Linked DNA regions of Homo sapiens: region 1 is linked to region 2. A link is a loop called in an ENCODE intact Hi-C map of the cell type or tissue named here. Cell type or tissue: heart right ventricle. All regions are shown on one strand. Each heading gives the region's core, and the rest is flanking DNA. Links, peaks and the distances in the headings are about the cores only.

Region 1 (16,093 bases), core at 7,198-9,697, 170 kb after region 2:
GGTGGGAATTGAACAATGAGAACACATGGACACAAGAAGGGGAACATCACACTCTGGGGACTGTTGTGGGGTGGGGGGAGGGGGGAGGGATAGCATTAGGAGATATACCTAATGCTAGATGACGAGTTAATGGGTGCAGCGCACCAGTATGGCACATGTATACATATGTAACTAACCTGCACATTGTGCACATGTACCCTAAAACTTAAAGTATAATAATAAAATAAAATAATTGTGTTTTGATATTCTTTTTCCTTTTTAAAACAATGATAATCAGACAAAAACTCTCTTCTTTTTAGTGATACAAATGTAGCATATATCCATAATGTAGCATATATCCACAAATGTAGCATATATCCACAAGTGTAGCATACATCCACAAATCTGTAGCATACACATAGCACAAAAGGGTAGCATACATCCACAAATGTAGCATATATCCACAAGACTCAACTAAGTCACATTTTGGTAAGAGCAGGAAAACAAGGTTTTAAGACAACGGAAGCCTCAAATAAGAAAGAGAAAAAAAAGAGTGTCTTTTTATTGCTCATTTTTTTATTGTCTCATTTATTTTTATTTTATTTTATTGTCTCATTTATTTTATTTTATTGTCTCATTTTATTGTCTCATTTATTGCTTCTCATTCTAATTTCTTTGTAGCAAAATTACTTTTTAAATTTCTCTCAAACCTACTGTAGACATGAGATATCATAATCCCTTTTGCCCTTTAACTCATCTCTACATTCTACTACCCACTTCTCTGCCAATACAGAGTAGTTTTGTGTCTATATTTTACTTTACCGCACACACATACATATTACCCCTCGATTACCTTGTCTAACATTTCACATATTTTGCCCCACACTAATATAAGTGCATGGCCTATTAAGTGCATAAGCAATAGGAATTACATGAAGTGCAATTTCTCCTTATGCTTTTTATATGTGAGAAAGAGGTTTAAGAGAAACTATATCCCAAACAATTTTGGTTTTTTTCATGGTCTAGGTGTGAACAGAATGATATTTTTCCACCTTCAGTGACCTGCATAGAGAAGAATTTTCAGACGTGCCGTTTAAAACCGTCATTTTATCCTGAAGAAGGGTAGCTTATGCTATAAATCAGAACAAAGCTTCCAAGTAAAAGCATTATTCTTCTGAGTGATGAAAATGAACTCCTTTGTATTATATGTAATAGAAAGAAAGAATAGGCTTCCAGGTTTCAGGCCTGCAGAATATATATTGCAGCTCAAGGCATGGGCAACCTGCCAGTGATGTGGGCTGATTATTTACCTAATGATTGTTCCTCAGCCCCTTTTATGTGTGTGATGCATTATTGAGAGAGACCAACAAGGCAGAAATGGAAATTACATGGAACTAATGTGGTCATCTTGAGCAATTTATATACAGAAAACTCCTGGTACTTAAAATCTATTATTTAACTATAATGGATAGTATGGTACCAATACAAAACGAAACCAACAAATAAAGAAGGATAAAAATATTTCAAGAGTTTATTTAAGCTAGGATAGAAAGACTGTTGTGGCTTTCTATCCTATCCTGCTGCATTATTTATCTAAAAAAGGTTGTAAAATCTGCAATGAGGCTTTTTAAAAAATGTGATAGTAACAGTGATTGCAAATGTGAATTTCCTTCTTCTTCCTTTATATTTTATTTATTTTTCAGCCATGGTCAGCTTCTGGGTTATTTGGAAGAAACTTAACCAAAGTGGGAAGCTACTTTAATTTCATATAGTCCATAAAACAGGGGGATGACTTACAGAGCTGCTTTCTCTAACTTAAGGCTTTGAAAAGATAAAGCTCTGGGAGACTAAAATCATTAGATCTCCTGTGATTTGCAGGATAATGGATTCATACTACTCTGCCAAAACATACGTACTTACTAAACAGCAAAAATTTAGAACATTGTTGATCTCCAGAATGTGCAGAAATTAAGAATCAAAACAGGAATCGAGCTGATAACAATGAACACTTCCCCCACTACGCCAAGTTTGAAGAACTACAGAGTTTTTGTTTGAAAATAATGCCATGATTTCAAAATAAAAATCCTAGTTTTGATTATATAAATAAGGTTTTAAGATGTCCAGCTTCTTTAGGCCATAAACTTTTTTCTGTGTGTATGTTATCAGATACCTGCCTTGTCTAAATGGTTTGTCCATGTGGCTAAAGGACACTGACCAATCTGAAAGAAAATGATACCTCCCCAAATAATTTTTACCCAAAGATAAGTTTCATCCAATTATTGGCTATGTATCCAGTTCTGGGTATTGTTTGGATATGTCTTTTGTGAAATTGCTAAGCTAAAATAAAATATGACTAGAAACGGAGTGTCATAATAGTTGTATGATCTTCAAAAGCTATTCAAATTCTTCAAGACTTTTTTCTTACTTGTAAAGTGAGGTTAATAACATATACAACACTTGGGTTTTTTTTTTTGTTTGTTTTCAGACAGAGTCTCACTCTGTCAGCCAGGCTGGAGTGCAGTGGCATGATTTTGGCTCACTACAACCTCTGTCTCCCAGGCTCAAGCCATTCTTGTGCCTCAGTGTCCCGAGTAGCTGGGATAACAGGCGTGTGCCATCATGCCCGGCTAGTTTTTGTATTTTGTTTGTAGAGACAGTGTTTCACCATGTTGTCCAGGCTGGTCTGGAAATCCTGACCTCAGGTAATCCGCCTGCCTTGGCCTCCCAAAGTGCTGGGATTACAAGTGTGGGCCACCGCACCTGGCCAATACTTAGTTTTTAAAAGCAAAATAGATAATTACTCTAAGGCCCTTAATACAGTACTCAGGGGGTAAAAAAAACTATAAAATTTTATTAATTATAATAAAAATTATGGTAGAAGCATTCAATTTACAAATAGCAATAAATATAACAATATACAGATAAAACTTTAAAAGAAATATTTATGAAAAAAGTTACAAAATTTTATATGATTTTAAAAATACACTCAGTGGGCTTTCTTGAAGTGGCTTCATATTATAAAAGTGTTGTTTCTTCCAAACCAATATACAGATTTAGTGCAATTCCAATGAAAACTCTCTATCTATCTATCTATCCATCTATCAATAACTTAAATGACTTTAATCAGTATAGGGTATATTTCTAGTTAGAATTTTATGATAATGTGCATTTTATTTGATTTTCTAGTCAACTGAGTTTAAACTTTGTTATTATTTGTATGATAAAATATTAAGCACAAATTAAGCACTTAAGTGCAATAGCATATTTATGCCATTAACATAGTTCTGGTATATAGAAAACTATTCATAAAGTCTGGGTGTTATTATGATTCTCTTAGTGATATTTAAATTCTAAGTATGCACACTTTGAAGTATATTTTATAGAAAGAGCAACAAAAAACCAAAGTGACTGGCTAAAGACAATAAAACTATAAAACAAAATAAAGCATAGTAAAAAAAGCAAATAGAAAATATTTGTTGTTTAAGGTTATTATCAGAATTAATGAAGAAGTAAAGCTCTCATAATAGAAAATAATTTAGTGAAGTACTAAATGATACATCTGGGAAAATCAGTTTTGTTAGAAAATAGGCAGCTAAGAGACAGAAGGAACTCCTATAGATTAAAATAATAAATCACCATAGTAAAATGTGTTTTTCATACTTGAAAAGCTAACTGGTTGAAAGATTTGGGTTAAACCAGTTTTAAAGCTTTTAGTAAGAATGTGGTCATGTTTATTGATTGCTATTTTACTTACCAATGCAAAGCATATTAATTTTCAACCTGCTTGATGATGTAAATAGTTTGCAAAGAATTGTCCAATAAGACCTGCATTTTCAGCAAGAAGGTCATCAGTTAAAAAGATATTTGGAAATGAACAGTTTCAGCTGCACCTATGGTATGTAAAACTACAGGAAAGACAACATTTTATAAAGGGTATTACAATGCTGAACACATCAGCAGCCACTGCTTGCTTCTGTGGGACCTTCTTGTCTTAAGCTGCTTGCCATTTGAGCTCCTCAGTGTGATTCTGATGGTCAAATAAAGGTGATTAAAAATTATAATGAAATGTATAATGATTCTGCAAATTTGTCTACTCAATCATATGCCAGCATAGCTGGGTATATTTGCTGTTCAGAATTTTCAAAGTTGACTTTTATAATATTTTTTCATGATGGGAAAGAAGTATCATGATAAAAGATAAAAATTTATAGTTCAAAGATAAATGAATATCAGCAATTTCATATAGTTGAACTAAATACCGAAGGAGCAGCCACAACCATATGTAAGCATTAATGTTCTCTGTTTAACTTAGTGATTGAGAGGCTCACCAAATTGGCTTATTTACTTGTCATTGTTCTCAAGGTTTAACGCTTCCAATGAACAACTGCATTGCAAAGATATGTACATTTTTATTATTTGATAAAATAACTTTAATTAAAAAAGAAACTTTGAGAGTTGAATGAAGAAAATCCACTGTGGAGACAATGAATCTTTTAAGACTCAGTTGTGAAATATCAGTGGTAAAATAACCTTACATGACTTCATCAAAAAAGTCATTTTATAAATATATCTTTGCAATAACAAAAGAGAATGCCTATTGAATTACTTCAATCTACCATTGCCCAAAAGTCTTGACCTACGGTAGCCCGAAATTTTGACCCAGACTTCCTGCTTTGTCACATTCTGAACATTCTACTCAGTGATCACCCTGACATTCTACATGAAGCAGCAAAAAATTGCATTTTAACTCACAGGTTCACTAGAAAGTGGGTAACCTTCAGAAGCAAACTTTCCCATTCTTCATGGAGAGCTAACCTCCTTCATTTATTAGTCCTCCTGTGCGTAAGCTCTGTTCTCTTTGATGAAGAAACCACTGTTTAGACTGCAATTGTCCTAGCAAAGAACAGCTACATTCTAAACTAATAACAGCTCAATCCCCTGAAGTTAGGAAGGCTTGGTTCCTTCTGTTTTTCTCTTCAGAAGGAAAAACTGATATAAAATGAAAGTGATTTATATATTTGTAGATTCATAGAATTTTAGAGCAAAAAAGAACTTAGAAATGATCAAGCCCAGCTCTTAATTTTTTTTTTCCAGATGAGAAATTGAAGTGTAGAAAAGATGGTCATTGTCTTCAGATGACTCAGCTAGTGTTGGAGTCATGACACCAGATGAAGTCTTCTGACCTTACTTTGTATACTAAGGAAGCCGAGAAAATTTTGAAGATCTTCTGAGAAATCTCTAGTTCAGTTAAGGACATGTTTATCAGTTGATGCCTTTTAATAATTCTAGTTGTCACTAGGCTTGATTCCTTGGAGCTTGATAAACTGATGGATCTTCATTAATTTTAGGGACTTCCTGGAGAACTGTGGTTCTGTTTATTAGAATCCTGATCTAGTGAGTGGTGAGAATATGTGAATTTACTCTGTGTTTAAAGATACTGTATATAGAGCAGCTGTCAGATTGCTTGGCTTCTTGGAGAGTCCTTTAGGGATACCCACTGGATTGCCTCTGGTTGAGAGTAGGGGAAACCTTACAATTTTTAAACAGGAGGAGCTTCAGAGTGACAATCTGGTTAAGAGTGTTTAGAGAGCTACCCTTCAGGTGTATCAATAACTTAGATTTTATACAGATTTAGAATTGCTTGGCATTGAAAGAACTGATAGAAATTATGGAAGACCTCATTCTCTCCCCTAGGTACCACTTCTTACTGGCTCTGGTAGCAACACATGCTGGCTTTAATATAAGTGTCACTGGATACTGAACCCAACAGTCCTCCTAGATTCTATTCTAAGCAGCAGCTGCAGCATTTTCTTAGGAATTAAGTTCATTAACATTCTACCTATATGCAATAAGATGGTCATACATCATCTCAAAATAAATACAAACTATGATTAAATCAGCCTTTATTATTACATGTATAAAATGGTCTGTTTTTGAAACTGAGGGCTAATGCTTTTAGTTGCTTGTTTCTTGTTGACTTAGCCTTCTCTAGCTTCCTTACAGATGTCACCTCTGGTGTATACATCAAGTCAGTTACAATGGCTCAAGTTGTTTTTCAGGAACGTTGGGGCAGCTCTTGTCCAGCTTGAACCATTTCAGACCAGTGACCCTTCAACTGGGCTTGGGAAAATGCCCAAGAGGTGATTTTTTTGATGTCAGAGAATCAAAAACTCCTCCTCAGGTTGTGCTAATGCTGCTGTTTTCTGTACATGAGCCCTATGTGGACCCGTGAACCATGACTATGCTTGCTCAGATCACCGACTACTTCATTCTTCCTCACTGCCAGTCACCTTTCCCCATGCCTTAGACCACTCCAGTTCTTTACCCCATAAATTCCCTAAGACTTATCTTCGGAAAGACAGATTTGATAACTTTTCTCCTGTCTCCTTATTGGGTTGCCCTGTGAACAAATATTTTCTCTACTGTAAAACTCACTGTCTTAGTGATTGACTTTCTGTGGGACGAGCAGAACAAGCCTATTTCAATATCATTTTTATTGTGTTTTTATAAAGCGTTTCACTGTCATTCAAATCCAGGAAAATAATAAGCCAAATTTTTAAATGGCATTATGTCAGTATAAGATTGCTTTTTACAGGATAGTTGTGGATGAAGATTATTCCTAATAACATTTTCTGCATCTGTTAAGATGATCAGGTAGTTTTTTCTTTCGTTTTGTTAACATGGTGTATCGTATTGATTGATTTGTGTATGTCGAGACCTGCTTCCATCCCTGGGATAAATCCCACTTGGTCATGGTGTTTGATCCTTTTAAAGTCCTGTTGAACTCAGTTTGCTAGTATTTTAGTAAAAATGTTTGCATGTGTATATATTAGGGAAATTGGCCTGTAGCTTTCTTTTTTGAAGTGTCTGCCTGGTTTTGGTGTCAGGATGATGCTGGCCTCATAAAATGAGTTTGGAAGTGTTCTCTCTTCAGTTTTTGGAAGAAGTTAAGAAGGATTGGTATAAACTCTTCTTTGAATAATTGTTAGAATTCACTCATACAGCTGTCAGGTCCTGGGCTTTTCTTTGCTGGGACATTTTTGATTACTGATCCAGTCTTCATATTTCTTATTAGTCTGTTCAGGCTTTCTATTTCTTCTTGATTTGGTATTTGTAGTGTATATGTTTCTAATAACTTATTCATTCCTTGTAGATTATTCAGCTTGTGGCCATATAATTGTTCAGAATTTTCCTTTGTGATCCTTTTTATTTCTGAAGCATTTATTTTAAAGCCTCCTGTTTTATTTCTGATTTTTGAGTCTTCTCTATCTTTTCTTAGTTAGTCTAAGTAAGGGTTTGTTGATTTTATTTATCTTTTTTAGAAGCCAACTTATAAAAATCAATCATGCTTCCATTCATACAAAACAAACTATCCAAAAAGGAAGTTAAGAAAACAATGCCATTCACAATAGCAACAAAAAGAATAAAATTTTCAGGAATAAACTTAACCAAAGAAGTGAAACACTTGTACACTTACAAAAATTATAAAATTTTGATGATGAAATTTATCAAAATATTATAATAGTTGATGATGAAAATTATAAAATATTGATGAAATTAAAGAAGACACAGGTAAATGGAAACATTGTATGTTTATATAGTTGAAGAATTAATAGCATTAAAATGTTCATACTACCCAAAAGTGGTCTACGTGTTTTTTTTTTTTGGCATGAATGTTTATCACACCTTTATTTGTAATAGTCCCAAACTGGAAATAACCCAGACATCCAACAACAAGTAAAGGATAAATAAATTGTTGTATATCCATGGAAAAGAACATAACTCGGCAATTAAAAGGAATGAACCACTGATACGGGAAACAACATGAATGGATCTAAATATTATGCTGAATGAGAATTCAGGCAAAAAAGAGTACACACTGTTTATTCCAATTTATATAGAATTCTAGAAAAGACAAAAATAATCTATAGTGACAGAAAGCAGACCAGTGTTTACCTAGAGGGTGGAGTAAAAAAAGACATAGATTACAAAGGGTCTCAAGGAAACTATTAAGAATCATGGAAATGTTTGCTGTATTGATTGTGATAATTACATAGGTGTGTATATGTGTCAAAACTGATCAAATTCAAATTCAAACTTCAAATATGTGCATTCAAATTTACATCAATAAAGTTGTACCAAAAAAGTGGAGAGAGGAGAATCCAACTTATTGACAAAAGCAATGTGTGTCTCTATGGTTTCTGTTTCTAGCCATACAGTGGACTAGAAAAACTGATCTTTTCACTGCAAAACATTTAGAAATGATGAATAGCTATTACAGCCATCCTCTAAAGTGTATGGTTTGGGCTTCCCTTGAGGAATGGAGAGAGGTTGCTAGACCCTTTAGCAAGGAGCTTTGGTTTTGACAGTCACTTGTGGACAAAAACCTGGCCCTTACAGGGTAGGATTCTGGAATGAGACTGCCCTACATTCCTGAGATCACCGAAGGCCTACATCCTTGGTGAAAGGCTGGACTAGAAAAAAAATCCACTGTGGGCCCAGGATGAAAATAAGGAAGCCAGTCTGGACGCGGTGGCTCAGGCCTATAATTCTAGCACTTTGGGAGGCCAAGGTGGGTGGATCACTTGAATTCAGGAGTTTGAGACCAGCCTGGCCAACATAGCGAAACCCTGTCTCTACTGAAAAGACAAAAAAATAGCTGAGCATGGTGGTACGTGCCTGTAGTCCCAGCTATTCAGGAGGCTAAGGGAGGAGGATCGCTTGAACATGGGAGACGGAGGTTGCAGTGAGCCGACATCAGGCCACTGATTCCAGCTCCAGCCTGGGCAACAGAATGAGATTATGTCTTAAAAAAAACAAACAAAAAAAAGCAGCGCTTGTGGGCCTTGTTTGTCTCTCAGAGCACGTAACCACAGCCTATCCCTCATATGGATTTAGGATTTTATACCTTTCTTTGCATATTTTTATTGTTAATAAAATTGTTAATCCTTATCATGATTCAGCAAGTTGGGTATTATGGTCCTGATTGTGTCCAGGAAATAAGCTTTTATTTTTAAATTCCCATAGGTTTTGAGGGAACAAGTGGTATTTGGTTACATGAGTAAGTTCTTTATTAGTGATTTGTGAGATTTTGGTGCACCCATCATCTGAGCAGTATACACTAAACCCAGTTTGTAGCTTTTTATCCTTCAGCCCCCTCCCACCCTTTCCACAAGTTCCCAAAATGCATTGTATCATTCTTATGCCTTTTCATTCTCCTAGCTTAGCTCCCACTTATAAGTGAGAACATACAGTGTTTGGTTTTCCATTCCTGAGTTAGTTCACTTAGAATAATAGTCTCCAATTCCATCCAGGTTGCTGCAAATGCCATTCATTCATTCCTTTTTATGGCTGAGTAGTATTCCACCATATATATGTACCACATTTTTTTTATCCACTCATTGATTGATGGGCATTTGGGCTTGTTCCATACTTTTGAATTTGCAAATTGTGCCGCTGTAATCATGTGTGTGAAAGTATCTTTTTCATATAGTTACTTCTTTTCCTCTGAGTAGATACCCGGTAATGGGATTGCTGGATCAAATAGTAGATCTGCTTTTAATCTTTAAGGAATCTCCACACTGTTTTCCATAGTTGTTGTACTAGTTTACATTCCCACTAGCAGTCTAGAAATGTTCCCTTTTCACCACATCTACACCAACATTTATTATTTTTTGATTATGGCCAAAACAGCATGGTACTGGTATAAAAACAGGTACCTAGACCAATGGAACAGAATAGAGAACCCAGATATAAACCCAAATATGTAATTCCAACTGATCTTAGACAAAGCAAACAAAAACATAAAGTGGGGAAAGGACACCATATTCAACAAATGGTGCTGGGATAACTGGCAAGCCACATGTAGGAGAATGAAACTGGATCCTCATCTCTTATCTTATACAAAAATCAACTCATGATGGATAAAGGACTTAAATCTAAAACCTGAAACTATAAAAATTCTAGAAGATAATATCAGAAAAACCCTTCTAGAAATTGGCTTACACAAAGATTTCATGACCAAGAACTCCAAGGCAAATGCAACAAAAGCAAAGATAAATAGGTGGGACTTAATTAAACTAAAGAGCTTCTGCACAGCAAAAGGAACAGTCTGCAGAGTAAACAACCCACAGAGTGGGAGAAAAATCTTCACAATCTATACATCTGACAAAGGACTGATATCCAGAATCTACAAAGAACTCTAATTAGCAAGAAAAAAATCCCATCAAAAAGTGGGCTAAAGACATGAAGAGAAAATTCTCAAAGGAAGATATACAAATGGCCAACAAACAAGAAAAAAATGCTCAACATCACCAATGATCAGAGAAATGCAAATCAAAACCACAATGTGATACCACCTTACTCCTGCAAGAATGGCCAAAGTGATCTACATATTGATTGCAATCCTTATGAAAACCCCAGTGGCATTTGCTATGGCAGTAGAAAAAAAAATCTGGAAATTCATGTAGAACCACAGAAGAATCCCAGTAGCCAAAGCAATCTTCAGAAAGAACAATGAAGTGCAAGAATCAAATTATCTGTCTTCAAAATATACTACAAAATGATAGCAATCAAAGCAGTGTGGTACTGGCATAAAAAAAAGAGACACAGACCAATGGAACAGAATAGAGAACCCAGAAATAAACCCACTCATCTATAGTCAACTGATCTGTAAAGGTGCCATGAACACAAAATGGGAGAAGGATAATCTTTTTAATGGTGTTGGGAAAACTGGATGTCCACATGCAGAAGAATGAAATTTGACCCTTGGATTATACCATATATAAAAATCAACTAAAAATGGATTTAAAAACTTAAAAGTAATACCTGAAACTATAAAAATACTAGAAGAAAACACATGGGAAGAGCTTCTTGACATTTGTCTGGGCAGTGGATTTTTGGATATAACACCAAAAGCACAGAAAACGGAAGCAAAAATAGAGAAATGGGATTACATCAAGCTGAAAAGCTTATGCATTTCAACAGGGACAATCCACACAGTGAAAAGGCAACGAAATATTTGCAGACCATACCTGATAGGGGGTTAATCCGCAAAATACATAAGAAGCTCATACAAGTCAATAGCAAAAAACCTGTTTAAAAAATTGGCAAAGGACCTGATTAAACGTTTCTCAAAAGTTGATATACAAATAGTCAACAAGTATATGAAAAGGTGCTCATAATCCCTAATCATCAGAGAAATGTAAATCAAAACCACAATGGGCTATCACCTAATACCTATTAAAATAGCTATTATTAGAAAGACTGAAGATACAAATGTTGTTGAGGATGTGGAGAAGAGGAAACTCTTGTGCAATCTTGGTGGGAATGTAACTTGGTATTGCCATTTTGGAAAATAGTATGAAGCTTCCTCAAATGATTATGAATATAACTATCCTGTGATCTAGGAATTCCACTTATGATCATATATCCAAAGGAAATGAAATCAGTATGTTGAAGAGATATCTGCACTTCCATGTTCATACAAAATGATTTCTAATAGCCAAGATATAGAAACAACCTAAACATTTATTGATGATGAATAGATAAAGGAAATGTTATATATATATATATAATATATATATAATGGAATAATATATATGATGTATATACAATGGAATATCATATATAATATATACAACAGAATATCATATATATGATATATTTTATATATATATATATATACACACACACACACACACACACACACAATGCAGTCATTAAAAAGGAAGAAAATTGTACTAGTCCGTTCTCAAGCTGCTAATAAAGACATACCTGAGACTGGGTAAATTATAAAATAAAGAGGTTTAATTGACTCACAGTTCAGCATGACTGGGGAGGCCTCCGGAAACTTACAGTCAGGTGGAAGGGGAAGCAAACATCTTCTTCACATGGCAGCAGGAAGGAGAAGTACCCAGCAAAAGGGGGAGCATCCATTACAAGACTATCAGATTCTGTGAAAACTCACTACCATGAAAACAGCATGAGGGTAACCATCCCCATGATTAAATTACCTTTCACTTGGTCCCTCCCTTGACACTTGGGGATTTCGGAAACTACAATTCAAGATGAGATTTGTGTGGGGCACAGCCAAACCAAATCTGAAACCTTCCATTTGTGACTGTATAATTAAACCTGGAAGATATTATGCTTCCAGGACAATATGCTAAGTGAAATAAGCCAGATGCAGAAAGACAAATACTGCTGTTATCATTTATATGTGGAATCTAAAAATGTCAAAGTCATGGAAGCAGAGAATAGAATGGTGCTTGCCAGGGAATGGGGAAGGGAAAATAGGGAGATGTTGGTCAAGGGGCTCAGAGTTTCAGTTATGCATGATGAATAAGTTCTGGAGATGTAATGTACAACCATGTGACTATAATTAACAAGACTTTATCGTATACTTGAAATTTACTAATAGAGTAGATCTTAAGTGTCTACGCCACACACACACAGAAAAAGAAGGAAAGTACTGTCTGAGGTTACAGATATGTTAATTAGTATGAAATGATTATTTTGCAGGGTATGTCTCTGACAACTCATCAAACTGTACCCCTTAAATTTATACAATCTTTGTCAAATATTGCTCGATAAAAATTATTACTAACAGAAAGTTTAAAGCAGAACAGTACGAAAAAATGAGATATGGTTTACAGTTGATCAGCATTTAAAAAGTACGGAATTAAAGCCTCAAATAAAGTATTTGTACATAATTTGGGCCAGGTTATCTACATGTCTAACCATGTAACACTTGACCTTTTACAACTAATAAAAGCAGAAGTGACTCCAAGGCAGAAACTAAAGGGAGCTTGGTTTGCTCTGCAGTATTCTTGGACTTGGCAAGATACACGGTATTAAGTTCAGAGCCAGTCTGCTAGACTTCAACAAAAAGGTTTTAGCTAAAATTCATGGCTTGAAGTATTGCTATATTTGCTTAATAAGCAACTCATACCTACTTCACCATGAGAAGCTATTTGATAAAGGAAATATGCCGGCCAGAAGTCACCTCTCTGCCTAAATATATCTTTTGCACAGAACGTTTACAATTCCACCTCTAAAACAATGGTTGCTTTTCTCACGAAGAGTTTTGATATAGCTTTAAAAATAATTGCCCTGTGCTTCCAAGTGCTCAATGATAAATGAGGTTGGATTGCAGATCTGTATTCTTTGCTAAGTTAGATGCATTTTGTCGGTTTTCTGTGGAATATCTTACATCACTATTTAAGGAAACTTAAGAAGGTGCCTCCTGTTATTTTTAGAGACAGCAGGGATTTCCTTGAGGTACCTTTTATATATATTGACACTAAAGTTACAATAACTTTGAAAGTAGGTGGATGGAAAATATTCAGAAGACAGAATAAATGCTGAATAAGAAAAAGTCTACACATGTAATTTACATCACGAGGACTATAATTAATAATATTGTATGCTAGAACGTTGCTAAGAGAGTAGATTTTTGGTGCTGTAACCACACACAGACACACAACACATACACACACACACAATGTGAGATGATAGAGATGTTAATTTGTTTGACTGTAGTAGTAGTTTTACCATGTATATGTATATCAAAACACCATACGGTACACCTTAAATATAGACAATAAAAACGAAGTTTTAGAGAAGTCATGGGCATCACGAAAAAGTATTTATTATCTCAATAATCACAGAAAAATATTTTGGAAATACTGCTTTCATAAAGACATAAATCAAAATGCTACCTATTTTTTGTGGGGGAAGGAAAATGGACACCTTCAAAATGTTCTGAATGGCAATTTGACCAAAGCTTTAGAAATGTGCCTAATCTTAGGCTCAAAAATCCTCCTTAAAGAAATGTATCCCAAAGAAATGTTTACAATATGCAATAATATTTTGCTATCATATTTCATTCTTGGACTAAAACGTGTGATAATACTTCATTACAGTATTATTTATATTACTGAAAAATACAACATTTCTCATAGTAATGATTGTCTAAATTAATTCTTATATATATAATGCATATACAGAAAATGCAAATCTACTCAAGTATTAAAATTATGGAGATGATAATGACATAGAAATATGTTCATATAATATTAACAAAAAGCATGCTATAAACTATTATGAATCAGTTGAAAATATCTAGAAGGATATACAAGTTGTAAAAAGTGAACTGCAGATTTTGTTCTGATTTCACCAGTGTTTTCACTTATGTCCTCTTTATTTTTCAGGCTACAAGCCAGGATACTACACTTAATTGACATATCTTCTTAAACGCCTCTGATTTGTGACGGTTTCTCAGTCTTTCCTGCTTTTCATGACCTTGATGCCTTTGAAGAGAAGTGGTGAGATGTTTTTCAGATTTTCTCTCAGTTGTCTCAACTGTGATTTGTCTGATGTTTTTCTCATCATTAGGCAGGTGTGATGCGTTTCACAGAACAACACTACAGAGGTTTAGTGCCATTCTCATCTTATTGTATCAGGAGGTACATGATAGCAACAAGATTCATTGCTGGTGATCTTAACCATAATTACTTGGTTAAGGCAATGTTTTCCAGGTTTCTCAAACACCCTGACAACAAAGCCTATCTTCTTAGCTGTTTATCTGAGACTTGAATCTTCTAATTTCTTACCTTAGGAATTCTCCATTTAGTCATTTAGTAGAAAGTGAGTAATATAGAATTTTCTTCCTAGACAAATCGTTCTGATGACAGGAGAGGGATGGGCTTACTCTCTGTGCTACCTTGGTTTACTGGAAACATGGTCACTTGATTCATTCCTGACTCCTATCAATTCCTCCTGTGCCCAATAATCCATTTTGGTTCATTCTCTGAAGAAAAGAATGCAATCAAAATCTAATTCTCACAATATCACTTGGATGTCTAAAAATACTGAGTTAAAGAGATAGTAGAATTTGATTATATAAAAAAATTTGTACACCAAAGTGTTAATTTCCTTAATAGAGAACTACTATAAATATTTAAGAAAAAATGGGCAAATGGTATGTTCAGATAATTTATAGCAAAGAAAATATAAATAATGTCAAATATTTAAAATGATGCCAGTTTTCTCTTAATAAGATAAATATAATCAAAATTATCATGTGATCACATTTAAAAATTATTGGGGTAGCAAAGACCAGAATGCTTGATTACAAACTATGTTGGCAATGGTCTGGGAAAACAAACACTTCTCATTGTTTCTGGGAAGGTAAATCGGTAAACTCAGTACTGAGAGCAATTGTACGTTGTCTCTCATAAATAGAAATGCACTTTTTGAATCCTTCAAGTCCACTTCTACATTAGAACCTTAATGTATATAATAAACAGTATAGATATGCCAGCATATGCATAAAGTAATTTATGTATAAGAATAATTTTTGTAGCAAGAGATCAGTTAAATAAATTGTTGCAACAGCACAAAATGAAAAGCTAAGCAGCTTTATGTGTACCAGTAAGAAAACATCTCCAGGATATTTCTTAAAGTTAAAAATGAAAACAAAACCAAAAAGGATAGAATGGCATGTAAGATAGTTTACTGTTCGAATTGGAAGTTAAGACTACCATCTGGCCAATCTGGGCTCCTCATGCCTCTGAATCAACAGGAAAAGAAGAGTTACTGTGCTGGGTAGGTTGATTGATCTGAATACCAAGGGGAAATTTGACTACTGCTCCACAACACTGGTAAGAAAGAGTAGGTCTGGAATACAGAAGACACCTTAAGATGTCTCTTAGTTTTACCATGTCCTGTGATTAAGGTCAATGGGAAACTACAACAATGCAATCCAGTAATGACTATGAATGACCAAAATCCTTCAGAAATGAAAGTTTGGATCACTCCACGATATAAAGAAGCATGACCAACTGAGGTGCTTGCTGAAGACAAAAGGAATACAGAATGGGTGATGGAAGAAGGGAGTTATAAATACCAGTTACAACCACATGATCATTTACAGAAATGAGGATTTTAATTCCCATGAGTATTTACTCTTTATTTTGCTAGGAATATATCAGTATATATATGCATATATATGCACATATTTATTTATAGAGATGTACTCCTTTCTTTTATTTCCTTATTATGTTACATTATTGACTCTCTTTGGTCTCCAGCTTTCTGATTGCATATCTTG
Region 2 (16,093 bases), core at 7,963-10,462:
AGTCTCTGATTAATGTTTTGGGATCTCTCTCCAGTACAAGGTACATGTACGCTGGCCTTTTCATGTATTTCACTGGTTCCAAAGACTCCCAAGAACTCAGACTCGAAATTCCAAGTAAAAAAAAAAAAACACAAAAAACCCAAGTTAGGAATGCACAGTCTAGAGACTTTTTTTCTCCAATATGCAAGCATGTCTTTTCAGTTACCGGACCAATATTTAGATTAAGTATTCCTTGCTTTTATCAGGCCAATAAATTCTAGCACTTATGGCTCACTGCTTAATTGACTCAAACAAGGAAATTGGTGTACTGGTATCTACCTCAGCCAAGATGTAAGAACACTCATAGTCCTAGAATTCTGCCTATTTGGGTGGAATCAATAGAAATTCCTATCACTACTTTTTTTTTTTTTGTATGGAAGAGGTTCTGGGACAAAAGTTTAGAGTTAATGTCAATCCCCAGGCAACATAAATAACAATATTAAAACTTACTGTGCTTATTTTATGAGATCACATAGTCCGTCTAATGGTATGTTTTTTCAAACTTAGTCCTAGGTAGTACCTTGAAGTGTGGGCAGTTGCAGGGATAACATGTCAAGGATATTTTCCTCTACTGGCAGGAGCTGATGATGGGTTGCTGTTAAGTCCTATTGTGGGTTAGATTTGTTTATCATAATCATTCTGATGCAAAACATATTAATGCAATTATAGAATTTTGATGATCCTTGAATCTTAGATCCTTACTGATTTCATTTGAAGTTTTTAATTGGTAAGAGAAATATAGGAAGAGAACAATGGTAATGTCTTTGAAATATGAGCTCTTGTTGTTACTAGTGGAAAAGATCTTTGTCTTAAATATAGTCCATATGTCACTTGATGATGGGGATATGTTCTGAGAAATGCATTGTTAGGCGATTTTATCATCATGCAGACATCAGAGTGTACTTACACAAACCTAGATGATATAAACTACCACACATCCACCTCTACAGTATGGCCTACTGCTCCCGGGCTACAAATCTGTACAATATGTTACTGTACTGAGTGCTGTAGGCCATTGTAACGTAGTGGTAAGTATTTGTATATCTAAACATATCTAAATGTAAGTTATCCCAGCAAGAAAGAGATGGAACATTTAAATTAGGATAATCTGAGAAGGAATTAAAAAGGAACTATTTCTGAAAGCAAGGGCAGAATGTCGGAAACCATAAGAGAAGCACAGGGCCTCAGAGCTGTTATCACTAGTAGGTCTACTAGCGTAAGAGGTATGACCATACCTGGAAGGAAAGAATTGCTTACGGAGGGCCAACTTGAGTGCAGCACTGAGCTATGCTTAAGGGACACAGCCTGCCCCAGGTGAACCTGAGGGGAGTGAGGCAGGGACACAGGGATCTTATTTTTACTCACTTTGTTCCTTCCCTGCCATCACTTTCTGGGATCTGCTTTTGGCCCATTGATGTAATCCATACAGGTCAACCTCCTGAGACAAGGGGCAGAGTGGAAAGCAATGATGACAAACAAAAAGAGGACAAACAAAAATATTTGGCACAGAGCCAAATATGAATTCAAATTCTAGCCCCACTACTTATCAGATCTTTATCTTTGAACCAGACCTAACTTCTTTAATATTGTTTTCTACCTCTCAGGATTTCTGGGAGAATTAAATGTGCAATGCAAATGGTAAAATGTCTGCTGTATCACTGGACACATGAATGCCCAAGAAACACTTATTAAATGTTTATTGAGTAAATGACTACAAGAGTAATTAAAAATAAAAGACGGGTGAAAGTAGAGGCTAGGAAGTGGTTTCCTTTTACAATTTATATACCATATACACAATTTTTGATAAATATCTCACTGAATAATATGTTGCCCTAAGGCAATTATATAAGCAATCAACATTTTCTGGGACGAGCAATATACATGAAAAAAACAAAATAATCATTGCTAATAATGCTTAGTTATTGTGTTCGGAAGTTAAAATTAAATGTTTACATGTGTTTGATGAGTCAGGATTTTTCAATTCTCTTATTTTATGAACTTAAAATATGTAAAACTAAATATCTCTTAATAATCACAGAACTCTAGAACTGGAAATGATCCATGGAAAAAAATCTGTTTAAGCTTCTTATTTTGCAGTTGAGAAAACTGAGGCCCAGAAATGTAAACTCATCCAAAGCTAATGACCTTGAGACTGGCTGAGCTACAACTTGAATCCAGGAGTTCCAGCCTCAGTCTGAGCAGTCCCCTTCTAGATTTTGATTAATAATATCCTAAGAACAGAACTGACTAAAAGTTCCACACCTTATAAATCAGCATGAAACTTGCCCAGAGGATAGAATAAGCTTATGAATTCAATCACCATCTAGATTCTGGGAGAGAAGAGTAAATTAAAACAAAGCATTAACACTTTGTACTTTATAAAAGAAACTTTTGTCATACATGATCATCATTATAGTGCTCTCTGATGGATACAAACTGTCTTGAGGCTCTTATAAATAAATTATGTATACTTCTAGAAAACTTGAAGTTAGGCTCTCCATTATACAGAAAAGCAGTAGATAAATGCTACCACTTGATACAAAGGATGACTGTAGTCCTCCCATGACTACGAAAAATAAACTGGCTAACTGTATTCACATTAAAATGCAACTCATTTAAGTGTTCATTAATATGGTAAGGTTATTTTCTTTAATATCTCATCAGAATTTACCTAATAAAGCTCAGATACCATGATTTAGAATGTTATGTGAGAGCTTATTTATTCCTAAAGAAAACAGAACATTGTCAAAAACTGGAAGCATTCCCTTTGAAAACTGGCACAAGACAGGGATGCCGTCTCTCACCACTCCTATTCAACTTAGTGTTGGAAGTTCTGGCCAGGGCAATCAGGCAGGAGAAAGAAATAAAGTGTATTCAGTTAGGAAAAGAGGAAGTCAAATTGTCCCTGTTTGCAGATGACATGAATTGTATATCTAGAAAACCCCATCATCTCAGCCCAAAATCTCCTTAAGCTGATAGGCAACTTCAGCAAAGTCTCAGGATACAAAATCAATGTGCAAAAATCACAAGCATTCCTATACACCAATAACAGACAAACAGAGAGCAAAATCATGAGTGAATTCCCATTCACAGTTGCTTCAAAGAGAATAAAATACCTAGGAATCCAACTTACAAGGGATGTGAAGGACCTCTTCAAGGAGAACTACAAACCACTGCTCAACGAAACAAAAGAGGATACAAACAAATGGAAGAACATTCCATGCTCATGGATAGGAAGAATCAATACCATGAACATGGCCATACTGCCCAAGGTAATTTATAGATTCAGTGCCATCTCCATTAAGCTACCAATGACTGTCTTCACAGAATTGGAATAAACTACTTTAAAGTTCATATGGAACCAAAAAAGAGCCCGCATCGTGAATTCAATCCTAAGCCAAAAGAACAAAGCTGGAGGCATCACACTACCTGACTTCAAACTATACTACAAGGCTACAGCATGGTACTGGTACCAAAACAGAGATATAGACCAATGGAACAGAACAGAGCCCTCAGAAATAATACCACACATCTACAACTATCTGAACTTTGACAAACCTGACAAAAACAAGAAATGGGGAAAGGATTCCCTATTTCATAAATGGTGCTGGGAAAACTGGCTAGCCATATGTAGAAAGCTGAAACTGGATCCCTTCCTTACACCGTATACAAAAATTAATTCAAGATGGATTAAAGACTTAAACGTTAGACCTAAAACCTTAAAAACCCTAGAAGAAAACCTAGGCATTACCATTCAAGACATAGGCATGGGCAAGGACTTCATGTCTAAAACACCAAAAGCAATGGCAACAAAAGCCAAAATTGATAAATGGGATCTAATTAAACTAAAGAGCTTCTGCACAGCAAAAGAAACTACCATCAGAGTGAACAGGCAACCTACAGAATGGGAGAAAATTTTTGCAACCTACTTATCTGACAAAGGGCTAATATCCAGAATCTACAAAGAACTCAAACAAATTTACAAGAAAAAAACAACCCAATCAAAAAGTGGGCAAAGGATATGAACAGAAACTTCTCAAAAGAAGACATTTATGCAGCCAACAGACACCTGAAAAAATGCTCATCCTCACTGGCCATCAGAGAAATGCAAATCAAAACCACAATGAGATATCATCTCACACCAGTTAGAATGGCCATCACTAAAAAGTCAGGAAACAACAGGTGCTGGAGAGGATGTGGAGAAATCGGAACACTTTTACACTATTGGTGGGACTGTAAACTAGTTCAACCATTGTGGAAGACAGTGTAGTGATTCCTCAGGGATCTAGAACAAGAAATACCATTTGACCCAGCCATCCCATTACTGGGTATATACCCAAAGGAATATAAATCATGCTGCTATAAAGACGCATGCACAGGTATGTTTATTGTGGCACTACTCACAATAGCAAAGACTTGGAACCAGCCCAAATATCCAACAATGCTAGACTGGATTAAGAAAATGTGGCACATATACACCATGGAATACTATGCAGCCATAAAAAAAGATGAGTTCACGTCCTTTGTAGGGACATGGATGCAGCTGGTAACCATCATTCTCAGCAAACTATTGCAAGGACAGAAAACCAAACACCGCATGTTCTCATTCGTAGGTGGGAATTGAACAATGAGAACACTTGGACACAGGAAGGGGAACATCACACACCAGGGCCTGTTGTGGGCTGGGGGGTTGGAGGAGTGGGGAGGGATAGCATTAGGAGATCTACCTAATGTAAATGACGAGTTAATGGGTACAGCACACCAACATGGCACATGTATACATACATAAGAAACCTGCACGTTTTGCACAGGTACCCTATAACTTAAAGTATAATAATAATAAAATTTATGTATATATATATATGTATATATAAATATAAAAGAAAACAGACCATTGTCATTTATCCTTAAGAACAGATTTTTCTGGCAGCTTTTCACCCATCTTTCCCACGATGTCTCTTAAAAGAAGAACTACTTTTAAAGCTATCAAAGCATTTTTGAATGCTGAAGAGAAGGAAAACATTTTTAAAGGACCAAGACTAAAACAATGCTGGTCTTCTGCCAGGCCATGTGGAGGAGCCATGGAATAGCTCCGAGATGCTTGTTTTTCTAATTAGGGCAAACCCCACTCCCAAATGTGCCAGGAAGAAAAGCCAACATATGCCCTAGGGAATCAATCACAGCTTCATACTTTCCAATTAACTTCCCTTTTTATTATTTCTCATTGATAGACTTTGAAGTACATTTCAATTAACATAAAATTCAGAGCCAGATTTCTGTACTACTGAGCATCTAAAATACTATACACACTATCCAAAATGGTTCTTATGAACAAAATCAATAAACACAATCAGTATTATCCAATACCCCAAGATGAAAATTCTATGAGACACTGTGCAGCATAGTGACTATGAATTTGGGGATTTTGTGCACTTGGGCATCTCTGTACCCCAGTTACCTCAACTACAAAGAGGGAAAACAGCATGATCTACTTAGTAGAGGGTGGTTGTTACAATTGAATGAGGTAAATCATAGATGCACTTAGAATAGGCCCTGACATGCAGTGTGAATGGTAAATTTTAGATAATGTCATTGTGTTTATCATTGTTATTACTATTAGATTATTATGTTTATTAAATCAATATTATGTTGCAGTCACTGTGCTATTTTCCTAATTTAATCCTCATAGCAACCTTGGACTTTGTAGGTAGGTGTCGTTAGTCCCATGTTACAGCAGAGCAGAACAAAGTTGAGAGTGCTTAGGAGACTTGACTAAAAATGTAGAATAAGAGGCAGATATTCCCAATAGTCAAGATATGGACACAGCTTAAATGCCCATCGATGGATGAATGGATTAAAAAATGTGGCATATACATTCAATGGAATACTATTCAGCCTTACAAAATGGGAAGTTCTGTCATTTGCAATAACATGGATGAAACTAGAGGGCATTATGTGAAGTGAAATAAGCCAGGCACATAAAGACAAGTATCATATGTTTTCACTTCTTTGTGGAATCTAGAAAAGTCAAACTCATAGCAGTAGAATGGTGGTTACCTGAGGCTAGGAGTGGGGTAGGTGGGGTAAGAATATTCCTTGAGTTCAGTTAGACAGGAGGAGGTTGTATTGCACACCACAGTAACTGCAGGTAGTAATAAGATGTATATTTCAAAACAGCTGAAAAGGAGGATTTTAAATGTTCTCACCACAAAGAAATGATAAATATTTGAGGTGATGGATATGCTAATTAGCCTGTTTTGATAATTCCACAGTATACATGTATGGAAACATCACATTGTACCCCATAAATATATAGAATTATTATTTGTCAATTTAAAATAAAACTTTCAAAATGTAGTGAGTAAAAATGAGCTGCTTAATAAATCATATTCAAACAGGCAAAAAAAGAGACGCAGAAATACACTTTCAAAATAATTCCGTCTGACCTCAAAATGCATGCCATTTTCCATGGCAGTGTATTAACTTCTAGCTGATTTTTCTGTATTTATGAAGAGCTTCTCCTAAATTGTGATTATTCTGCAAGACTGTAGGATTGAATAAAAAAATAGGAACCTCTGCAACTCTGTTGTGGACTAAGTTCTGGTTGTATGTTTTTAAAATTAAACATGGCTTTCTTTCATTGTTTATTATATTTACAAAAGCAATATATACTTCTTTGTTGAAAAGTTATAAATTCCTACTAATATAAAGGAAATAAAAAATATATTTTACCCACTCATATATAATTACTGTTAACTTCTTGGCATATATTCTTCCACTATCAGTGTTCTGAATATCATCTAATGCAATTTGTTATTGACTTGTTATAAAATTTTTGCAAACTAGTAACAGTATTTCCATACAATAAATAGTGGGAAAAGGTGATTTTTTTTTTCTACTGTGAGTAAGATATGGTCTTTCCATTAAATCTTTGAGTGGCACAATGCCTAGATTGTGGTTTGCCAGTAGGGCTTAGCCCAACATTTTTAGTGATCATAAAGTACAAAAATGAAATGTAAGAGCATTAGAAACCCTGTAGAAACAAAAGAAAATCAATGGTGCTTGGCAATTCTTTGCTTCTTTGGTTTAGGTCTTAATGTTATTCAGTTGTAACAAGTTAGTGATAATGGACAAACTCTATGTTCTTTCTCCAGCCCAAATCCCCATCCTGAACTCTGTGAACGGTGGGATTATTATTATTTTACCAAAATAAATAAATGATAATAAAGAGTTTCTTAACTTCAAGGCATCTGGAATTTACTGCGTTGCCAATGCGTATATAGAAGGTCATAATACCAAGGTATTAGTTTGTGCTACCTCAAATTTCAGGGCTCAGGGAAATCCTGCATAGATTTCAGATAAATTTCACTTACAGAATTTAAAGCTATTTTATGGGTTTTTGCTCAGGCATCTAGTACAATTTATGTTTAATAAAACCCCAAAATATAAGTTAAATCAGGTTACCTATTGGTAGAATAGAGAAATAGCATTTGCCCTTCTCATCTGCTGTTTCACTTCACTTTTAAATTTCTTCATAATATTTTCAATAAATCATTGCCACTGTTGTTTTTCTGAGTAGGGTGCCTGTAGTGAAATAAAAATCTAGGATGACAGACGTGGAAGACTAATTAAGGGGAAATTATACATGTGCAGTACGTGTAGCAACCAAAGAACAAGGTCTTTATTGTGTGGACCATTGTTATTTGCACCTACCTAGACAGAACATCAGGAAGACAAGATGCCCTTGTGATCCTTACCGAGAAATCAGGTTTATTTTCTAGCATTGCTGCTTGCTGATTTAAGGGTTGTGAGGTAGTTACAAGGCTGATGAAGTTGGAAGAGAAGGAGGAAAGCCGACTCGTCTGTAAAAAATCATCGCTTACATAGTAATTCTTGTTCCAAGGGTCCTTCTGTGTGAATTTTATGGAAGAGCATTTGAATGAAATTCTACCTAGATGCTTCTTGATGATCTGAACCATGAAACCACCAAGCCATTGAGTGGGAATGTATTATGATTCTCTCGCTTGATGCCCTCATTTAGTCATGGAAACTGATCCAAAACTAATGAGCTGTCCTACATAGATTTCAGTTAAATGCTTTACTTTAAGGATTATTAGATCTGATCATGAGGCGGAAGAAGAAAGCTTAACTTTATTTCAAACTTTTACCTTTTGCAATTTTTTTCCAAGTAAAATTACACTTCCTAGTGTGCTGCTGGTATATGTAAACACTTGCTATCTTTAACATCTCAAATAACATGAGGATTCTGGTATTTACTTCCATAAGGCAGCCAGCAGGATGCAGAATATTTCTGACTAAATTCATCAAAGGCAGGAATACTTTATGTATAAGGACAGATTAAAGATTAGGATTTTTCCCTCTGAAAAGATAAAAGCTTAAAAGCAGGTTTTTCTAAAATGAATAAAATCACGTAAGTTAATACAGATCAGGCCTCCAAATGTGACAGTACTAACCCAGTGTGTTTTCATTATAAACTCAAAGGTTTTGGACAAATAAGGAATACATAACTTTAATACAGTTGAGAGACGGACAAAAGGTTCTGGTGAGAACTTCCTCCTCAATAATCTTTCCTTTATCTGTTCTACTAAAAATGCAGATTGATTGGAGCTGGCAGACTCCCTTTTAAAATCAGAATCGGTCCCAGGGTAGAGTTGCAATCATTAAGCATTCACACTACAATGCAAACTACTGTGTTTCCTTTATTCTAAGATGCAAAATTTTCTCATATTTTGAACTTCTGAAATCAGTGTACATTTTGTAATTTGTATGTACTTTTAATGAGCAGCGTTTTTTTTTTTTTCTCCAACAACTGGATGCTTCCACTGTCGCTCCTACCAAAAAAAGAGAACCAAGCACCAAGCTCTTTCTTCCTATTGCTTATGACCGAAGCAAAGGCCCCCATGGGCATTTGACTGGTGAAGGCCAGATGCATCCTAGGTGCAAGGAAGGTGGCTGGCAGCTGGAGTCCTGACTTATATAATAGTAAAGCTATGCCGTTTACTTGGGGATTTCTCCAAATATAGAAAGAGTAAACAAAATACATTTAGCACAATTATGACAAATAATCAGTACATAGTGATAGGGCAGGAATCACTGTACTCATTGTTCAGAGAGGTTATTTGAGGTAACTACAATCACACTCAGGATATGGCAGACTTCCCAGGACATTCTTTTCTTTATTAAATGTCAAAGTATCCAAAATGAATACTTCTTAAGAAAATCTCTACACAAGAGATAACCAATGGACAGATTTTAACACTTGTAGGCAAAACTGCTTTCAGACCCAATAACTGTGTTCTAACTTGAAGGCATAGAAAACTATTGATGTCTTAGGAAGCCAGGACAACTGCGTAACACATAATTACAACAGTTCAGCCTCTACCAAAGGCCTAGAAACTGGGAGTCTAAGGAGCTGAATAAAGGAAGGAAGTTGAACTATAGTCTATTGAAAGTTTCACATAGCTTGTGGTATATTTGATAACTGTGGACAACCATAAACTCAGTACTCATGTGTGCAGAAATTTTATGTTCTCTACTTAAAACATGAATTGCAAATGAGAAAGAACCCCATATTCACACCATTCCAATGGGCATTGGCTATGATTCTTCCTTGGCAGAGAAGAAAAATAATAAAGCCTCTCTCAGCTGTCACTTCTACTTGTCCCAGTTAACAGGTCTGTTCTTGCAGAACCATTTTTAAAACTGACAACAACAACAACAAAGCATGCCAATGACTGATATGCCAAGAGGAGGATTTCCATAGTGCTGCAGGCTTAGTTGATGTCCTGACACGTGCAGGACAGGGACCTTTTGTATATGAACATTGAATCGTAAGATCTCAGAGGTGGAGCAGTCCTCAGGACAATGGAACTCAGCTACTTTCCATTAGATAAATAAGGCTGAGAAATATTAAAGTAGATTTTAGGTCTCTTCCATTCATCAAATATCGCTGCTATTGTTCTGCAAATAAATGGCTAGTGCATTTTTTACCCACACAAGAGACCTAGAATATAAAATAGAAGTTAATTTTTAAAAATCTCTAATAAATTTTGATAGGAGTAGAAAAGGGTAATTTGGGGCATGTAGTGATAAAGAGGGCATGGTGACTTTAAAAGACTTATTCTGAGGCTCTAAATGCAGACATGTGAGTATCTAAATCCAAATCCCTTTTAATATCATAATAAAGAAGATTGGGCCATATTCTGCAGGATAGCTCTTTTGTTCATTTGTACTGGCTATGCCTTAATGCAGTACAATTACATTGAAACAAAACTGGAGTCTAGAAATAATCATTTAGATGACTATCTATGACTGTCAATTTCAAATTTCCAGCAAAAGTTACTCTTTGTTGTACCAGTAGGTGCATCTAAAAGTATAAAAATTGTGGCGTTATCAAACACTAAAAAAGAAAAGCATTCAATTATCTGTGATTTAAATGACTAGGGGTCATTTAATAGTTTTCAATTTTTTTTAAACACAAAACTAATAGAATTAAAAATGTTTCATGTAAATGAAAAAAATAAGCTGAGTTTGCATTGAATTTGACTTTTTTATTCTGACTCCATAAAAGCCAGTTCTACATTAAACTAGAATATTGAAATTGCTACCAAGAAGTTAGAGTTGCTGGACATCATTCTATATTTCATTGTAAAAAGTACAATAATGAATGGTACATGGTGCCTGCTGTTAGGATCCTCATGGTCTTTTATCTCAGGAACTCAGAGATGGATAACAAAGCAAGAATTGCTGAGTGTTAATAAATCCATCACAAAATTACTTTGATTAGAAATTTTCTTTCTTGAAGAGTTTTAAGTATTTTTTAGGTTAGGATTCATGGTAAAATCAGTAATGTAATATATGTGTAGCTACTGTTCAGTATTCCCAAATGGCTATGAATTATAAGAAGTGATGTTCAAAGAGGCCATTTAGTAAAAGTGGAATGAATTATTGAGTAAGCTGTGCTTAATATCATAAAATATTATCCTTTCTTATGAATGCAAGCTTAAAAGTTTATAATAATACCACCTACATTAGTTGATGATGTACAGCATCTTATTTGAGCCTTACAACAGCCCTGTGAGGTAGAGTTTATCAGTCAGAGGTCTTAGTTATTAGGTTGGTACGAAAGTAATGCTATTTTTGCAGTTACTTTTAATGGCAAAAACTGCAATTACTTTTGCACCAACCTAATACGAACAACTATGAATTCATCTTGGTTAGTTTACCAAAACCTCACACGTATAGAACAGTCTCAGAGAGGATCACTGACAGGGATGAGGATCAGGCTCTAGGCTAACCATCTAGCCACAACACCCCCCCAACCCTAATCCACAGAACTGGCACAGTGAAGAGACTGCATTTGTGCTGCTATCCCAATAAAGATAAAGTGCCAGAAATTCAAGTTTATTGCCACCATCATGGCCATCAATATCCCTTTAAATTTTGTGTTAGGAGCTCAACCTTGCAAACAAATCATTGGTATGTTCTATAATTAATGGTAGCCTATAATTGTAGAAATAATACAAATGTTATCCTATTGTCATTCTTCTCTCGGGCTCATTCACTTGCTCCACATTCTGCACCTTTTGCTGCTCGGAAGTCTTCCATCAATACTCATTGCCCTCAATTCATGAGCTTCCTCAGGAGTACAGGGGTTATGATTGGACGTTGAGGAATGGGCTGGCCATTTCAGAGGCTCTTAATTTTCAGGAAGGTGGTGGTCCTGGGTAAGGAGCCACAGAGGACCAGAAGCAATGTGAAGGTGCTGAACCTTTTGGGGAGCAAGATCTGAGATCTATGGGAAAGAGGAGCAGAGTGGGAGATGAGAGCATATGAAACAAGAAAATTTTTATCATGACCCCAGTTGTGGTGAATCTGTGTACTCTTAAAAATCACCTCAGGCCACACAAAATTATTAAATAAATGATTATTCTTGACTGAAAATTAATGTCACCAGGTCTCTCAATATGGGGTTATTTTCCACAATAATGACAAAAATAAATCAGAACTGCAAGTAATTTGTGGCCAAGAGTCATATTTAAAACAGGCAATTACTGTTGAGTACAACTTCATTGATTCCATTTTGCCAGAGACTTTTCTTTATGACTCATTCATATTTATTCATTTCTTTGGCAGTTTTCACCTAGGTTAAGTTGCTACACAGTGATTCATGTAGTTTGAAAAAATGGAGAGAAAGACATCTTTCACCAGTGGAGACCACACAGCTCCCTTCCTATTTGCTGTCCTTCTTCTGCACTTGGCCATAGTAGGTGATCATGAACCTGGCTGTTTCCCTTTCACGTCCTCTGCCTGTTTGACTTTAATGTGGCTCCTCTCTTCCTTGAAAGCATTCAATGATACTATTAGACTGTGATGACAAAAATAAGAACAAATAAATCCGTTTCAAAGTTTTCTGTAAGCCCTTATCCTAATTGAAACGACTTCAAATATTCATATGTCTCAATGATTATTGTTGAAAAGAATGATATAATGAAATGATTTTGAATTATTCTGCATATTATAGGTACATTTGCCAAGAGAAAAAAGCAGGTGACTTTGTAAAAAGGAGATTTTGGGCTTCAAAATCATGCCAAAGTGGGGAAAAACTTACAAATTCTAAAAAGACAAGAAAAATATCATCAAATGTGTTTTGTGTGATCATAGTTTTAGATAGGTAAAGTTTATGGTAAAAGCATATAGCTGTTTATACACATTGTAGCTTATAGAATCATTTGAAAATTTTCATTTATGTATATAATGTATGACATTTGGGAAGTAATTATTTTGACTAATGCTAATTTAAAGGTTCTTTTCCCTGTCTTTTACTTAGTATATTTTGGTCATAACTATAACTTATTTGATGTTGGTCTTTGGTCAAGAGTATAATTCCCAGTTGCAGTATTGTTCAATTGAAGAGATATGGTCCATCGAACAATGATTTAGTTTATGTGAATTTCTAGGAGACTATCGTGATGAAAATTAGAAGTATAACACTTGTGTGGTTTTCTTATATCTGCCTGTAAGGGTGCTAGGCATACAAGATGGTCAATAAAGTTTCCAAGGTATATTAAGTTAATAGAACAAATTTCTGAACAGCATGTATAGAATACTTCCTTTTGTGCAAAATGGACAGGGATACGTACATGTTTCTATTTGCTTTTTTAATGTATAAAAATTCTTTGGAAAAATACACAGCCACAATAATGGCAGTTATCTGTTTGAAGTTGTGGAAAGGATGGGGTATTATATGGACAGAGACCAGGCTGGGAGGGAGGTGTTTGTGTTTTTTTTAATTTTTGAATTTTGGGACTATGTTATTTACTCAAAATTAATTAAAATAAAAATGATTAGATTTTTGGTTTCAAAATAAATTATTACTCTTGTGAAATCTTTTTTTTGTAAGCAACGTAACTGTAATTTCCTTCTTTTAACACTCTTTATTCATGCTATTTTTACTCACGGCATTTTTAATAGCCAAAATACAACATCTGGGACATAAATTACAAATAAATTTCAATGTAATGACCTTCTGGTCAGCAGTTTACTTGAAAACTGTGAATTTTCAGAATATCCGTATGTCAGATTTTATAGTCTATAAATTTGATGGCTTTTTTTTAAAAGAAACATTGGCATTGATAGTCTACAGAGAAAAAGAAAAAAATAGAAGAGATTTAAGAATTGAATAAAAAAGGATAGCTAAGTGCATGAGCTGCAAATATGTATCTCAAATTTTTACTAGAAATGTCAGTTTTTTTGGGAAGCTTCCTGGGTTGCTGATTGGGAGAGAGAGAGAGTGTGTCTGAGAAAACTTTGCAGACTTCTTAGAGCCCATATTGAAAACTACTGAACTCTATGGTCTAAAAGTCCCTTCCAACTCTCCTAGTCAGTCATTCAATTGCAAGAGAGATATAGAGAAGCAAGAAAACAGAACCCCAAGTCCTTTTAGAGCAAGTGGCAATAACTTGATTTGTTTAACCGTGCTATATAAGTACATACTTTGACCTATTCATTTTAAACAACAGCAACAATAAAAATGATAGTAAATGTAACAAGAGACAACTTGTGTAAACAGAAAAAAACTCTTGATAATAAAAGTGTTAATTAACAAGACAAATTTTCAACCCTGGAAATCTTTAAAAACAAAATCAAAATTCTTTAGGTGACTTAGGCGTTTAAAATGCTCTTTTTGAGCCATCAGTATACATTTCTATAGGCCATTTAAGAGGTGTCACAGATAAATTATCACTTAGTACAACAATTGCATTTTCTTTACTATGTGAAATTATTCCATATTTCAGCAAGATTACTTTTTAAATTTTCATATTTTCAAGCTGTGTACCCTAATGGTACTCTTTGGTAGATAGTTTGTTTAAAACATTAGCTGTTTTAATCACAACAGCTATTTGAGGTAGTTATAGAAATGACTTATTTTATGTTTGTATTTAATACAAATGAGAAATAATTTACAAAATTAGAAATTGACATTCATTTAAATATGCATTCTGTTTCATAATTTCCGTTGTAACCAACCACCTGCCTTTAAAATATGTATTTCTTTGATAGCTTCTAACATATTTCCTATATTCAGGATAAAAATTAACCTCATTATCAACCTTAAAATTCTCAAGTTCTTCCAAGAGGGAACAATGTATATACTAAAACACACATTCTCAGTTAACAATGTATTTAGTGTAAAATGGCTCAACAATATAGAGTGGCTAGAAATTGATTTTAGGCTTTGGGAAAATTTTATTTCCCTAACTAATTGTTACTACAGTTGGCTTCTATTTAAATTACTCTGAGTGTGTTAAATACTAACAATGTGTCTCCTGGAAGTCTACTGTACCAGTGTGCTGAACCATATTTTGAAGCTTGAATACAGTTTCACAGATCATCAATAATATATTATTTTGTTGCATTATTCTTTTGAATCCTCAATAATAAGATAACAAGTATCCTTGAAGTGAATTAATGATCAGGAATTCCTCAGCAGAGGAAAACATTCAGATGTTAGCTTTCAGCAATTCACCTTGAATGATTGTGATGTTGAGTCATTCTGGACAATCACATACTAAATTTTAAGGTATCTCCACAAGGAGATGCAACAATTTATTGAGATATTTGTTCATATTTATCAGCCTTTATTATGAAAGGTGGCCAGTCTAAATCTCTTAGACTAAATTTCAGGATTCGATTTCTTGTTTCAGTGAGGCAAGAGATGAGAATAGGTCATCTACATTATACCCCCAACCTTAAATGTTTTATTTTGAAAAATTTTAAGACTAAAGAAAATGGACATTAATATATCCTTCATTCAATTGTTTTTTCACCACGTTTTCCTTCTCCCTTCCTCCTTCCCTCCCTCCCTCTCTTTTTTCCTCCCTCTCTCCCATCCTGCCCTCCCCAATCTTTATTCTGAGTTGCAAACATCATGGCACTTTACCTTTAACTATTTCTGCTTACAAATTCTAACAATAAAGATATTATCCTACATAACTACAATGTCATTCTTACACCTAAAATATAATGTTAATTCAATAACATGATTTAATGTACTATGTCTATGTGTGTCTTTTATTGCTATTTTTAAAAATCTAAGATCAAAGTTCTTGAATTATATTTGGTTATGTCATTCCAGTCTCTCTAACACAGAATACTCTGGTGGTTTTTTCTTGTTTGTTTTCAATGATGACTCTTTTTTTTGAAGAGCACAGACCCATTGTTGTGTAGAATGTCCTACAATTTGAAAATTTTAAATTGTTTTCTCATGATTAGAATCAAGCAACATTTTTGGCAAGATACCACATAGATGATATTGATATTCCTTAGTGTATCACACTGAGACAGCTGATATCAGGTTGTCCCACTATTGGTGATGCTAAGTTTGCATACCTGATTAAGGTTTTAAATGTAAAAATCACTGAATTTTAAAGTGGAATTTTCTCTTTGCATTTTATATGTACTCTGTAGGATGATATGAATATCATGTAAATATCTTGTTACTTCCAAACCTTTCACCCAGTGGTTTTGGCAT

What was found. Peaks named below come from ENCODE experiments on the same cell type or tissue, not always from the same donor. Only the 100,000 strongest peaks of a DNase experiment are listed, where the experiment ranks them.
Region 1: a loop joins it to region 2, with 2.4 times the contacts of the local background. A loop is called at or near these places in 4 of 110 quality-filtered maps.

Annotation. Positions count from the first base shown.
Region 1 is chr2:41,417,141-41,433,233 of GRCh38, reverse strand. LOC105374506 (a long non-coding RNA gene) reads left to right here. Exons shown (of 4, transcript XR_939997.3): 4 at 14,193-16,093. Among named protein-coding and RNA genes, the nearest start is that of LINC01913, 450 kb to the left of the region's middle. In heart right ventricle, for the core only: no CTCF peak of the experiment used is centred there; no DNase peak of the experiment used is centred there.
Region 2 is chr2:41,591,566-41,607,658 of GRCh38, reverse strand. No RefSeq gene overlaps it. Among named protein-coding and RNA genes, the nearest start is that of LINC01913, 280 kb to the left of the region's middle. In heart right ventricle, for the core only: no CTCF peak of the experiment used is centred there; a DNase peak (open chromatin) is centred at 8,984; H3K27ac peaks cover 2,411 bases.